Regions from separate parts of the Homo sapiens genome. Here regions 1 and 3 are each linked to region 2. A link is a contact called in ENCODE Hi-C or POLR2A ChIA-PET data. All regions are on one chromosome and are shown on one strand. The core of a region is the stretch at or near the end of the contact, and the rest is flanking DNA. Distances in the headings are between cores, read along the strand shown.

The links. A loop is a pair of places that touch in the nucleus more often than their neighbours do. ChIA-PET counts read pairs that join two places held with the same protein, here RNA polymerase II (POLR2A). Pooled maps may share reads with other maps.
Region 1: a map of CD8-positive, alpha-beta T cell shows a loop between it and region 2 (15-fold over the local background). The contact joins the promoter of SYT11 here to the promoter of ADAR in region 2. A Hi-C loop is called at or near these places in 2 of 168 maps with a recorded cell type or tissue (CD8-positive, alpha-beta T cell and naive thymus-derived CD4-positive, alpha-beta T cell) and 9 of 50 pooled maps. POLR2A ChIA-PET finds 5 or more read pairs at or near these places in 1 of 52 experiments (activated CD4-positive, alpha-beta T cell).
Region 3: a loop to region 2 is called in a pooled map, with 8 times the contacts of the local background. The contact joins the promoter of YY1AP1 here to the promoter of ADAR in region 2. A Hi-C loop is called at or near these places in 5 of 50 pooled maps. POLR2A ChIA-PET finds 5 or more read pairs at or near these places in 3 of 52 experiments (AG04450, activated CD4-positive, alpha-beta T cell and activated T-cell).

Annotation. Positions count from the first base shown.
Region 1 is chr1:155,857,466-155,862,107 of GRCh38, forward strand. SYT11 (synaptotagmin 11) reads left to right here and starts at 2,102. Exons shown (of 4, transcript NM_152280.5): 1 at 2,102-2,330. The coding sequence starts at 2,297. It also overlaps a transcript of GON4L not described here. RefSeq lists enhancers at 115-702, 1,943-2,052, 2,243-2,342.
Region 2 is chr1:154,606,385-154,610,782 of GRCh38, forward strand. ADAR (adenosine deaminase RNA specific) reads right to left here and starts at 1,802. Exons shown (of 15, transcript NM_001111.5): 1 at 1,608-1,802. The coding sequence starts at 1,622. RefSeq lists a silencer at 1,576-1,685 and enhancers at 1,686-2,075, 2,745-3,738, 3,822-3,901.
Region 3 is chr1:155,685,811-155,690,685 of GRCh38, forward strand. YY1AP1 (YY1 associated protein 1) reads right to left here and starts at 2,964. Exons shown (of 11, transcript NM_139119.3): 1 at 2,849-2,964; 2 at 2,261-2,391. It overlaps DAP3 (death associated protein 3), which reads left to right and starts at 3,281. Exons shown (of 13, transcript NM_004632.4): 1 at 3,281-3,364. It also overlaps the pseudogene LOC124904430. RefSeq lists enhancers at 2,370-3,004, 3,380-3,429 and a silencer at 2,840-2,889.

The DNA of each region.
Region 1 (4,642 bases), core at 852-3,351, 1.3 Mb after region 2:
ACGCCTGTAATCCCGGCACCTTGGGAGACGGAGGCGGGCGGATTACCTGAGGTCGGGAGTTCGAGATCACCCTGGCTAACATGGTGAAACCCCGTCTCTACTAAATATACAAAATTAGCTGGGCGTGGTGGCGCACGCCTGTAATCCCAGCTACTCCGGAGGCTGAGGCAGGAGAATCGCTTGAACCCGGGAGACGGAGGTGGCAGTGAGCCGGCATCGTGCCACTGCACTCCAACCTGAGCGACAGTGAGACTCTGTATCAAAAAAAAAAAAAGATTAACAACTAATTTTTCTCACTACGAGTCACCTGGAACACAGGACCAAGGGACTGAAGAAGTCATAAAATGCCAGAAAAAGAAGTCTCTAAATTACAAATAGTGCAGGCTCCTGATTAAAACTAAGGCACTCTTGGACTCAGGCTATAGTAATTATTCATATATGTACAATATTCTGCATTTTACAAAATGCTCTCACATTTTCTTAGGTGACTTGGTCTCCACAATAGACTGTAAGATTATTATATCATATTCCAGTTTGCACAGGACAAAGTTCTGGCTCATCTGAGTAGGTGATTTCACAACGGTACACAGACAGCTATCAAGGAGAATCAGGTATTAAGTCTCCTAACTCTAGCTAATAATGCATTGACCCAGTGTCCAGGAGGCTGCCTGGGGTGTAACAGATGTTCAATAATTCAATACGTGCTTTTTGAATGAGCGAATGAATGAATGACTTCTAAAATGATGTTATTTCCACTTTTCTAGAAAAACAATGTCTGGAATCCACGGAGATTAAAAAAATAATAAAAAACAGAATGTCAAAAGGTGGAAAAATACTTTCAACCCCCTCATTTTACAGGTAAACCACCAACACAAATTTATACATTTGAACTAATCCTATCTGTAAACAGAATCCAACGGATGAAATTATCCACAGCCAAAATGAAGGTTGAAATTTATGCAAACATGGCAGTAGTCTGACTAACCTGAATCACACCAACTCTCCCAAATACCAAGGAAGACTCCAGAAGCTCGGAGTTTCATGTGTGTTGTTCTTTGACCTACAGAATACACAGATCTTTCGGTTTGGCCTCTCTCATACGAAACCCTAAGCACTTGAGGTTCATGAAAAAAATTCAACACTGATTAACTTTGGCACTTTTCATTAGTTGTTTTTTTTTTTTTTTTTAAACAGCTTTGCATACCACAATATCCATCTGTTTTACGTGTACAACCAAATTTTTTTTTTTTTTTTTTTTTCAGACGGAGTCTTGTTCTGTTGCCCAGGCTGGAGTGCAGTGGCGCGATCTCGGTTCACTGCAACCTCCACCTCCTGGGCTCAAGCGATCCTCGTGTCTCAGCCTCCCAAGTAGCGTGTGCCACCACGCCCGGCTAATCTTTGTATTTTTAGTAGAGATGGGGGTTTCACCATGCTGGCCAGGCTGGTCTCGAACTCCTGACCTCAAGTGATCTGCCCGCCTTGGCCTCCCAAAGGTTTGGGATTACAGGCATGAGCCACCGTGCCCGGCTGTTTTTTTAAAATTAGTAAATGTTCAGAGTTGTGCAACCATCCCCAGGTTTGGTCTTTCATCAGAGTTTCTGAGGTTTAAGACAGTTTCCATCCACTGTGAAATATAAGCCAAAAAAAAAAGTTCTGTAATAACCTTTAGCGGTCTCAGAAATGCATAATGATGGCAGTCGATACTGAAATCCAGGCAGTACAGAATTTTATTTTCCCAAAATTCTGGAACTCAGGACCGAGAACATTTTGCTGCTGTATTAAAGCCCAGAAAACTGAAATCAGAGGATTTCATATAATAATCTACCTATGCTTCTTACCCTTCAGTACTTTCTCGTTTTGGAACCACAGCGCGTCAGTGGGCGCGGCCTCATTCTCGGGAAAACTCGGCGGTGGGAGGAGTCCCCTCCGGGAGAGCTTCCTGAAGGGGGCGAGGGCTGACTTCCGTAATCTTTCGGAAGAGGCGGAGTCTTCTTCCGAGGACCATTCGGAAGAGGCGGAGTCTTCTTCCGAGGACCATTCGGAAGAAGGCGGAGCCTACCTCTCATCAGGACCAGTCTGACTGCACCTGCATCCTTAGCTCAGCGCATCCCCGGAGCATCTTAAGAGCTGAGCGCAGCTGACAACTAGGGGCCGGACCGTCGCAGGAGGCGTCCGCTGGATACCTTCCCCCTTCCCTGACCTAGAGCTCTACAGCTGCTGCCTCGGTACTGACCGAGGGTTCCCAGAGCTGTCTCACCATTGCAAAAACGTTATAGCAACAGCCTCTGATTACGACATGGCTGAGATCACCAATATCCGACCTAGCTTTGGTAAGTAGACTCGGGAAAACTAAGCTTGAGGTGGTCAGAATGGTTGCAAGGCCAAGGGGGCCCAGCGGCAGGGCAGAGAATGCAGCCCAGACCAGAGCCTTCAAAATGCCAGCCCCACTAAAATCGGGCCTGTGGTGGTGGGTAGTGGGTAGTGGGCAGTTGACAGTGCATGAACTTGAGCTATGGGCTGCAGGGACTGGCAGGGCCTGAGCCACACCGAGGGTGGGGAAGTCCAGGATGCTAAAACCTTGTATGGTGCACTGTCAGCACTGCTGGAGGTGAGAAACAGCAAGCGTGCGGAGGATGTGAACCCCTCCTTCTGGGGGAGGAGAGGTGGGGTAGGCCAAGCCCTCCCCCTTGGGGCACACAGGGCGGTGCCCCTTCCTCCCCCTCCCATTCCTAAGGGCTGCGGGGGAGGGAAGTGACAAGGGGGATGGGGCATCAAGATGGCAGCTTGGAGACTGTGGGCCGTGTGGCTGGCAGCCAGGGGAGGCGGCGGCCTCTGGGGAAAGAGGGGTGCGGGGTGGGGAGCAAAAAGGAAGCCACTCCTTAAGCCGGTCAGCTGGATGCTGGGGCTAGGAGGAAACGTGAGCCCTGCAAGCTCCATTCCGCATCGTAATGGTGGGGTCCCTCCGATGCTACCAAATGGCGCTTGGCGCTGCTGGGCTGGGGGATGACGTGATGTCTATTTCTGGGCCTCCTGGCAGCGCCGACGCTCTCCTTCCGGGGCCTTTGTTCCCTGTTTCCCTGGGCCGCCTTTTCAAAAAGGGGGACTGACCAGCGTTGATGCTGGCGGGGGCGCGATCCAGGCCGGAGGGGGAGGGGCGAAAGAGGCCCAGCCCGGGGGAGGCCGCTTTGTGTACCGCAGAAAGCATTACGTCATTTCAGAGCGGCTGGTCCCCGACCCAGCCCTGTGGGCTCCAAGATTAGTTTTACACTCTCTGGAGCAGAAAGTGGAGTGGAAAATAGGGAAGAAGGTGGCAAAGACAAGCTTGAGAAGGAAGTTTTTTCCTCTTTGGGGACTCCTGCAGTATATGCTAAAGGAGCAAACTTCCTGTGTTATGCTTTCCTGATCAAATAAATAAAATATAATTGCCCTGCTTCTCCTTGATTCAGTTTAGATGGGGGAAGCCAGTGAGAGTTGCTGCCAAAGAACCTTCTTATTCCTTCAGGGATTCTATCCCTCAGACAATCCAGTAGGTTTGAGCATCGGGACTCCAGTTTTTAGGGTGGAGACACAATCCAGCTAGGAAATGGCTTTTCTCATTCCTGAATAAGAGGTACAGTGAAATGAGCAGAATCCAGTGTGCTCTATCCCCTCAGAATAAGGAAGAAGAAATCAAATCAGATGTGTTCAGATAACTGATCTTCACACTCATTAACTACTTGTTCTCACTTATTCCACAAGGCTAAATCTTGATGGTATTTTTTCTTCCACTTCACCTTCCGCATCTTTATTCTTTGAGTTCTAAGTTTCCAAAACAAAAGTCCCTTTCATGATCACATGAGCAATCCATGATTTCTTCCTGTTCTTTTTCTTCTTATTCCCTTCCAACAGATTCCTTTCTCTAACTGCAGTTCCAGAATCCTTGAAAAAAGGAGATGGTGTGGAACATAATATAGTGATTTCTCTTAGAGGGACTATTATTGGGAAAGGGAAAATAAATTATATCAGCCTGTTACATACTACATTTTATTTAATCCTAACAAATACCCTCGAGTGTATGTATTATTATATATACTTGCCAGACAAGGAAACCAAAGCTCAGAAATAAAATAACTTGGCTAAAGCCAAACAAATGACTAAAGGTAGCACTAGTTTGTTTTTGTTTTTGTTTTTGAGACGGAGTTTCGATCTTGTTGCCCAGGTTGGAGTGCAATGGCGTGATCTTGGCCCACCACAACCTCTGCCTCCTGGGTTCAAGCGATTATCCTGCCTCAGCCTCCCAAGTAGCTGGGATTACAGACAAGTGCCACCACACCCAGCTAATTTTGTATTTTTAGTAGAGATGGGGTTTCTCCATGTTGGTCAGGCTGGTCTTGAACTCCCGACCTCAGGTGATCTGCCTACCTTGGCCTCCCAAAGTCCTGGGATTACAGGTGTGAGCCACTGCACCTGGCCAATGCTAGGATTTAAACCAATGTCTGGCTGAAGCCAAAATTTATTCTCATTCCATTGTATTATATTTGTCTACTTGACTGCGAAAAGCTATGTTTAGGAAAGGGGGTGTCAATAAAAGCAGTTCTGGTCAGAAGCTGAAGGAGCTGGCCAATAGCCCAGATGTGTCTTGCAGGTCTTTAAACCATTACAG
Region 2 (4,398 bases), core at 552-3,051:
AATTTAGGAATCATATAATGTTCAATAAAACAACAAAAAGTTGTAGAATAGTATGTACATTATAATTTTTTTCCCTAAACAAAAAGAGAAAATCCATGAATGTGTATGTGTGCGCACAATGGAATGAACACAGAGAAAAGAAAGGAGATGTAAGTTTGCTAAGGATATCTTAGGGCAGTAGGGTTAGAGGGAGAGGAGGAGATTATTAATCTTTCTTTTTGCCCCCCTTAAATCCCCTAAACACCAAGCCACCGTTGAGTACAGCCATTTGGAAAGCTACGGAATAGGAGAGCAAGAAAGTGAGCAAGCAACCCACAGTGATCCTTTCTAAATCTCTCAGCATCACCTCTATGCAAATTACATAACAACTCATTTAACATTCATTGCCTCCCAGATTTCACTTTAATCTGGTCTCACATATTTAGGATCAAGAGATAAGCACTACCCCCTTTGCCTTTACCACACAGGTTCCACAGTGCAATACACTGACACCTGTGCAGAAATGCTTTTCCTTCAAGTTAGGCGTCCTTAATCCTTTCAAAGGAGTGCTTAAAAAAAAAAAAATATATATATATCTTAACAAAATTGAGGTATATAATTTAGATACAGTAAAATTTATCCTTTTAAGTGTATAAATCTATGAATTTCGACAATCGCCACCACAATCAAGATATAGAACATTTCTATTTCCCTAAAAAGCTTTTTCATGCCACTCAACAATCAATTTCTTCCACGATACCCAGTCCCTGGCACCCACGGATCCACTTTCCATCCCTATAACTGTGGTTTTTTTTTTCCAGAATGTCATATAAATGGACTCATACAGTATGCAGCCTTTTGAGTCTGGCTTCTCGTGCTTAGCATAACGCACTTGCGAGTCACCCGTGTTGTTACTTGTAACAGTATTTCCTCTTCACTACTAAGCAGTATCCCATTATGTGGATGTATTTCAGTTTATCTGTTAACCTGCTGAAGGCCATTTGTGTTTTCCCAGTTTTTAGCTATAAAGTGGTTAACAAGCTTTCTCCTACAGCTTAAGTGCCATTTTTAACTCCCAGAAGGCCTTCAGGAGGTGGATAAGGTGAGCTGAGGATAGTGTGCGCTGCTCAAAGTCCGAACGTTGTTCAAGTGGGGCTAAAGCGGGGGTAGGGGGTTCCACAAGGGGCCCTAGCAGAAAGGGAGACGATGTGTCTGCCTTGACATGGGCTCAGGCCTTCCTACTCAGACGGGGGCGCATTTTCCCCCAAGCCCTCTTCACGCACTGCTCCATTCTGCAGAATTAATGAGCAGGATACAAATTCACAAATTCCTAAACCAGCAATGCTGCTTGGCAAGACTACACACACACGCACACACACACACACACACTCTCACAAGACGCACAAATTCCTAAACCAGCAATGCTGCTTGGCAAGACGACACACACCCACACACACACACTCACAAGACGCACAAATTCCTAAACCAGCAATGCTGCTTGGCAAGACGACACACACACACACACTCTAACACTCACAAGACGCACACGCTACGCACTGCAACACAAAGCCTGTGAGGTTGTAAACGAACCCAGACGGCGGCGAAGGTCCAAGGCCGGCCCGGCTTACCTGCCGCGGATTCATTGCGCCCGCGAGGCATTGCCCGGCCCGACCCGCCGGCGGCACGACCCTGGCCCGACCGCTGGGCCGCGCCAGCCCCTCGAGGCCCCCACGCCTCCGCTACTCCGCACTGGAAGTGGCCCCGGGGCGTCGGCACGGGAAACTCCGCGGGTCTGCGCGCCGGGCCCAAGATGGCTCCGGTTCAATTTCGCTTTCGTTTCCTCGGAAAGCCTTCCCCTCCGGAAAGTTTGGCCAAGAGGAGGGGCTTGAGCAAATCTTGCGCCACGCTTGGTTTCAGGCCGGTTACAAGTCGAACCCCTCCGCTGCATGAGAACTACGGAAGGTACTTTTTTTTTTTTTTTTGAGGCGGAGTCTCGCTCTTTTTGCCCAGGCTGGAGTGCAATGGCGCAATCTCGGCTCACTGCAACCTCTGCCCCCCGGGTTCAAGCGATTCTCCTGCCTCAGCCTACGGAGTAGCTGGGATTACAGGCGAGCGCCATCACTCCTGGCTTTTTTTTTTTTTTTTTTTTTGTATTTTTAGTAAGAACAGGGTTTCACCACGTTAGCCAGGGTGGTCTCGAACTCCCGGCTTCAAGAGATCCGCCCACCTCGGCCTCCCAAAGTGTTGGGATTACAGGCGTCAGCCCCCGCGCCCGTCCGGTACTGTTTAGGAAAACCGCCGTTTCAGTACTGAGCTCCTAATTCCCCGCACAGGCCGTAGGCAGGAATACACGAATAGAGCAAAAGGAAAACAAAGGCACACAAAACCTCAGGCCAGAAACAGCATGACGCCCGGTCCTCCCTCTCTCCGCGCCAGCGCGGTGGTGGCCGCGTCTCCAATGTGGAGGGGGGGGGGAGGGGATGGGCGGGAGCGCAGATCTCGTCAAACGACCAAGGTCCCCACCGTGGGACCTTGTTAATGCTCCTACTATGTTATAAACTTAAGCAAGCAGATGCCAGCCAGTAAAAAGTACCAAGAGTAGCAACAGCAGCAGTGAACAATTTAGGATCTAGGTCATAAAAACTACCCCACCAGGCAAATGGTTAAGTACTTTACATGTATTATCTCCCTTAATCTTCACAACAGCCCTCCAAGGTAGGCATTATTCCCACTTTGCAGGTGTAGAAACCGAGGCTTGACTAAGGCCACGCTGCTGCCAAATCCAGGTCTGAAGGCTTTAGTAAAGCTCAGTCTTCAGCGCTTCTCTACACTCATTCAAATTACACCATTACTTTCAAAAAGATAACTTTTGTTATCTAGAGGGACAAAAGTCAAATTTGCTTCATGGTCAGGCTTCTCTAACTGCTGGATTTTTGTTCAAGGTATCTGGGAAACGATTATTCTAGGGTTCAACACCATCCTCACCTGTGAGAATGTTCTTTCCCTGTGTTTAATCTTAATTTTACCCCCATGCTTATGAAATTACAAGGCAGTCCCTTTATAGCAGTATCTCCAGCTGATGCCCTTTCATGGTGTTAGTCACTCCAAATTAACATTCCCTTGCAGGCTGGGCTCTGTCTTCCTTCTGGGCCTTTGCACATTCTATTCGTTGGCCTAGCATGCACCTCCTCCACGGCTTCCCGTGAATCAACCTTTCAAATTTACAAGGGAGGCCTTCCCCACAGCAGGTAGGGGGAGAGGAGGGGGAGCAGGTGCTGTTTGTGGTTTCCTACTCCATGCTTCTCGAGTTACTGGGCGCCTACCCCTAATAGGGCACTTGCACACTGCGCTAAAAACGCCCCATTCGATCATTTAACAAAACTTTACTAAGCACCTAATTATGTGGCAGATACTGTGTTAAGCACCCAGGATATGACACAAATAAGAGCGCCATCCTTTAGCTAGTCTGCTAGGGAAGATGGATGCCTCAGTAATCACAATTATCATGTACTTCTTGTTCATATATCTGCCTCTAGAATTGTCAAGTCATCTCCTCGGGGGCAGGAAGCATGTTTTGTATCCTTATATTCGCCTTCAGAGGGCTGGTTAGTTGAAAGAATAACAGACCCCTCAGTAGGTATAACAATGGGCAAAAACAATCGAAAGACAACTTCACAGGAGATAAAAAATATCAAACATATGAAAAGGTTCTCAACCCCATCACATCAGAGAAATGCACAGTATAGCTACAGTGAGCTACTGTCCATTCACCAGACAGACAGCATTAGCCATCTGATTAGACCAGGTGGCAGCAAGGATGCAGAGCAGCTCTTAGTCACTACAGGAAACCAGTTTACCATTATCTAGAAAGGTAATGGTAAACCCCAAGAAGTTCATGGTTGCATTATTTGTAATTAATAGCCCCCAAACTGGAAACAACCCAAATGTCCATCAAAAGTAAAATGGATAAATGGTGGCATATGCCCATGATGGAATACAATACAGCAACAAAAATGAAAGATCTACGCATGCAACAAGGTAGCTAATTATCTAAATATGATACTGAGTGGGAAAAGCCATATGTATACTATATGATCCCACTTACAGAAAGTCCCAAGCCAGGCAAAACCAAACTATAGTATGCTCTGCATAAAAGACAAAATGAGGCCGGGCGCAGTGGCTCATGCCTGTAATCCCAGCACTTTGGGAGGCCGAGGTGGGCGGATCACGAGGTCAGGGGATCGAGACCATCCTGGCCAACATAGTGAAACCCCATCTCTACTAAAAGTACAAAAAATTAGCTGGGCATGGTGGCGTGTGCCTGTAGTCCCAGCTACTGGGGAGGCTGACGTGGTAGAAACGCTTGAAGCAGGGAGTCGGAGGTTGCAGTGAGCCAAGATTGTGCCATTGCACTCCAGC
Region 3 (4,875 bases), core at 1,714-4,213, 1.1 Mb after region 2:
TGCGCTTATGCTCATCTTCTAACTTGAGGGCCCAGTGTCTTTCATCCGATTCTCTGAAGGATAAGTGACCCCAAAAAACTTTTAAGAACCACTAATCTAGCCTATCAAGAAACATCCCATTTTCCAGAAGAATACAGCTAAGTTGGCTTAGTTCATGCATTCTTACCTCATATTCATAGAGTTCATAGACGGGATCCTTACTACATGAAATCAGTCTTTTTTTTTTTTTTTTTTTTTTTTTTGGAGATGGAGTCTCCTCTGTGGCCCAGGCTGGAGTGCAGTGGCGCAATCTCAGCTCACTGCAAGCTCTGCCTCCCGGGTTCACGCCATTCTCCTGCCTCAGCCTCCCCGAGTAGCTGGGACTACAGGCGCCCGCCACCACGCCCGGCTAATTTTTTGTATTTTTAGTAGAGACGGGGTTTCATCCTGTTAGCCAGGATAGTCTCGATCTCCTGACCTCGTGATTCGATCTCCTGACCTCGTGATCCGCCCACCTCGGCCTCCCAAAGTGCTGGGATTACAGGTGTGAGCCACCGCGCCCTGCCGAAATCAGTCTTTCAAAGGATTCCTTCAGCCCAGCCAAGAAGTTCCAACATCCACAGGCACATATATTAACAATTACCAGTACCCAAAAACAGTTCTCTGGTTTTAATTCCACACTGCCTCCCTCAACTTAATACCTACCACCGTCAAAACAACTCCCCTCAGATTGCATCCAGGCTATTTACAGAGACACCTTGATGATCCTCACCTCAAGGCATGGACCATTCATTGAATGGTTATATTTGTTGAATGAGTGAAAAAGGATCCTTCCTCCCACAGATTTCAAGTTAAGCTGTCAGCACCCATGCAGCTGCTCTGGTACAAGTTAAGCTGTGAAAGCCTTCTCCCTCACGCATACAACCTTAAGTGTCAGAAATGCTCTGCTTCCTCCATAAATCCAAAATAATATAGCCATGGATATGCATTTCATACAGGTCAGACTCGGCAAGGACAGCTACGTTCCACATACATATCTGACACAATCGGTCTCCCCCAAATACAAGCCAACCAGTCTTATGTGCTCCTATCTTTCCAGCATACTCAGATTTGCCGACAAAGACTTCCTGAGGCACCATGGTATGCTGAATATACTGCTGCAGTAGTAGTGAAAATATGGGAGTTACAGTTCCAACTTTGTCACCAATTTAACATGCGGCCTTGGAGAAGTTCTCTCCTTATGCCTAAATTTCCTATTTTGTAAAATGGAAGAAAGCATCCTACCATTTTCACAGAGATTCAGTATCACAAAGAAACTGAAAGAGCTTTCTTATTGTATTGTAAACTATTACTATAAACCCGCGACAACAAATAAGGCCACCCATTCTTTACAGCTTTGTAGCAATGATTCTGTTAAAGATATTTTGGCCCTTCACATTTACACAACTCACTCTAACCAAAGGCACAAACTATTCTTAAGACCACAACTGGCTATGCCAAGTTTCTCCCCTCCCTGACCTCACAGACACATGCTGTACAGAACACTACCATTGCCGCTCTTTCCCAACAAGTAACTAGGGGCTCCCAATCCCTAAAATACACACACATATCAACCTGCAAGGAACCTCCCAACATTTATTCAAGAAATAAGCTAACTTATAAGGGGAACTCCATTACACTTACACAAATAAAGGCAAACTCTTACGGAAACACTTGCCATCCTCACATACACACACCAACACAGCCGCTACACACCAACAGACCATCTGTCTGCTAGACCAAAAACATCTCTTTCCATGTACAAACTAACCAGTGACATTTATTAAACGTACAACACTGAGATCATCCTGTCGTTCCCACATACCGTTCAACGCGGCAGGGACACCACAGACCTTGTCACACAGGTAAAATCCCCTCTCAAGATCGTGTCCTCGACCACTCTTATCCCTTAATTAAACACACACAAACTGGACTATGGGGGAGGCTCCGATCATGCCTACAAACACAAACTAACCTGTCAGGGGCACAGCCGACTCCGCCTCCACTCGCTTACTTCCCAGCCCCCTCCGGGAGTCTGCCTGTCAGGGACACCCCTTCACCCCGCCTGGAGGGACTTCCCGGTAGGCTCAGGATCCCCCTCCCTGCTCTCCCCTCCCCCATCTTCACCACTGCTCTCCCAGAGGTCCAGGTCCGGGAGATGACAGTGGCTCCCAGAAAGCCCAGGATTCAATCGCTGAGAGAGTGCTTAGGCCCGAATGCCGGCCCAAATCGTTCTACTCACCGTGTCGGAGGCCGAGAGCGATGAGAGTACAGGGAAGTGAGGAAGAGGGGGTGGCCGCCAGGCTCCTCCGCTTCCCTGGGTCCACCGCGGATCCCTCCCGCTTGTCAGGAGGCGGCCAGCGGGTAAGCCGACTGGCGGAAATGCGAGAGAGGAGAAGGGAAAGGTGGAGGGCTAAAGGGGCAAACTGAGAGGAGGCGGATCCCGCAACCGACACTGGGATCGTTTCCCCTCGCAAAGCGAACCCAAAATGGCGGCGGCAGCGGCGGCAGCAGAGTGGCCGCGGCAGCTCCTCCAGAGGGAGGGAGCTAAGGGCGCCTAGCGACACCCCCAACCTCCCACTCCTCCCTCCTCGCGTTCTTCCCCACGGTCCCCCGCTTCGCCCGACTCCGGCCATGTAGCGCGCACGTCAGCCCGCACGCGTACGAGTGTCTACGGGCTCGTCGCTGGCTGCTCCCACCAACCACCACCTTCGGCCGTCCTGCGAGCCAGCCATCCCGTACGCGCTCACCCACGGGAACCTCCTCGCCCAGTTCTCCACTCCCCCTCAGACCCTGTCAAGCCGGCTCCAGCGCAGGCCCTCACGCGTACCTTCAGCGGCGCGAGCCCAAGCCTTCTCCACCTCCTCTTCTCTCCTCCCCCTCCCTCCCCGCCCGCACGGCCACCAACCGCCGCCAAAGCAGCCGCCGCCAGCACCCCCACCCTACACTCCTCGCGCGTGCGCCTCCCACAGTCCCCACCGCGGGACTGTTCCATTCCTGGCGGCTGCAGGGGCAGGAGAGGAAGGGACCGGCAAAGCGAGTCTGGCTTGCCGTTTGACTGGAATTGCCAGGGTGGCCGGCCGAGTCCCATGACAACCTACCTCCCTGGGTTCGTCGCCGCGGCGCTGCGGCTCGCCTCCTCCTCCATGGGACCGCGGCGAGGGGATCGAGGGCGGCCTAGCGCCCCTCTGCCGGCCGGTGGTTGGAGGCCGCGGCGGCTGCGCGTTGAGTCGTTTCCTGCCGGATGACCCGACCCTTTTTTGCAGTCTCAGGACGGGCGCTTTGGAGCCGGCCCCAGGCAGCGTGTGTCGGTCGCCTAGTCTGGAGAACTAGTCCTCGACTCACGGTGAGGGAATGGACCGACACGGGTATTGTACCGCTGAGGGAAAGGAGCGGGACTCCGGACCTCCAGGAGGTAGGGAGTGAGGCCGGTAGACCGGCGCGCCTCCGGGGGGGATTCCTCCCGGGCGTTGAGTTGCCAACCTGGGACCCGAGGAAGTTCGGCGTGGTGGTGTGCTTTTTGTTGTTGTTAACCCTCCTCGGATTTCTCGAATTTCACACCACTGTCCATATGCGATGATGTTTGTTTGCCCTTGACGCACTTACTCATGGATGGTACTTCAGCCTCGTTAGACAGCCTGGTGATGGAGGATGAAGAAACCATGTGCTTCTCATTCAGTTCTGGACTCAGTTTCCCTTGTCTTCAGCAAGTTATTTTTGTTAGTTCCTTATCAAAAAGTGTACATAAAAATTAGGCAACTCCAAACATGCCTCCAGGGTTGGTGTGTGAAATAATAAGATAGGGCTGGGCGCGGTGGCTCACGCCTGTAATCCCAGCACTTTGGGAGGCCGAGGCAGGTGGATGACAAGGTGAAGAGATCGAGACAATCCTGGCCAACATGGTGAAACCCCGTCTCTACTAAAAATACAAATATTAGCCGGCCGTGGTGGCGGGCGCCTGTAGCCCCAGCTACTCGGGAGGCTGAGGCAGGAGAATTGCTTGAACCCGGGCGGCGGAAGTTGCAGTGAGCCGAGATCGCGCCACTGCACTCCAGCCTGGCGACAAAGCGAGACTCCGTCACACACACACACACACACACGAAATAATAATATATGTAAAGTGGAATTAGCTCCTAGGCATAGGGAAGGTGCAGAGTATTGCCGTGTTGTCATTTACAGTTCTGTTGATGTCGATAACGTTTGTGGGTGTAATGGGTAGTGTTCTGTCCCTCCAAGTCGTTAATAAAACAAAGCAGGCCGGGCGTCTTGTTAAATAGTTGTATCAATGACTTGATTTAGATTAATGAGGATATATTTTTCAAATTTATGCCTTTTACAAAATTTTTAAAGAGTAGGTAATGTCGGTGATAGATATAAAGAAAGGAAAAGATCTCCAGATGTGGAATCTTCTACTGGATCCTGTAACAGAAAGAAGACATTAGGCTGGGCGCAGTGGCTCACACCTGTAATCTCAGCACTTTGGGAGGCGGAGGAGGGCGCATTGCTTGAGCCTAGGAGTTCGAGACCAGCTTAGGCAACACGGTGAAACCCCATCTCTACAAAAAGACACAAAAATTAGACAGGTGTGGCACACGCTTGTAGTCTGAGCTACTTGGGAGGCTGAAGCAGGAGGATTGAGGAAGAGGTTGCAAAGTTAGCCGAGATCACGCCATCACACTGCAGCCTAGGTGACAGAGCGAGACCCTGTCTCAAAAAAAGAAAGAAGACATTAGCAGAAAAGCTGAGGAAATGCAAATAAAGTCTGCAATTTTTAAATAGTATTGTACCAGCTTTAATTTCTTAATTTTGAAAATTGTACCATGGTCATATGTATGTAACATTAAGGAAACTCTAATG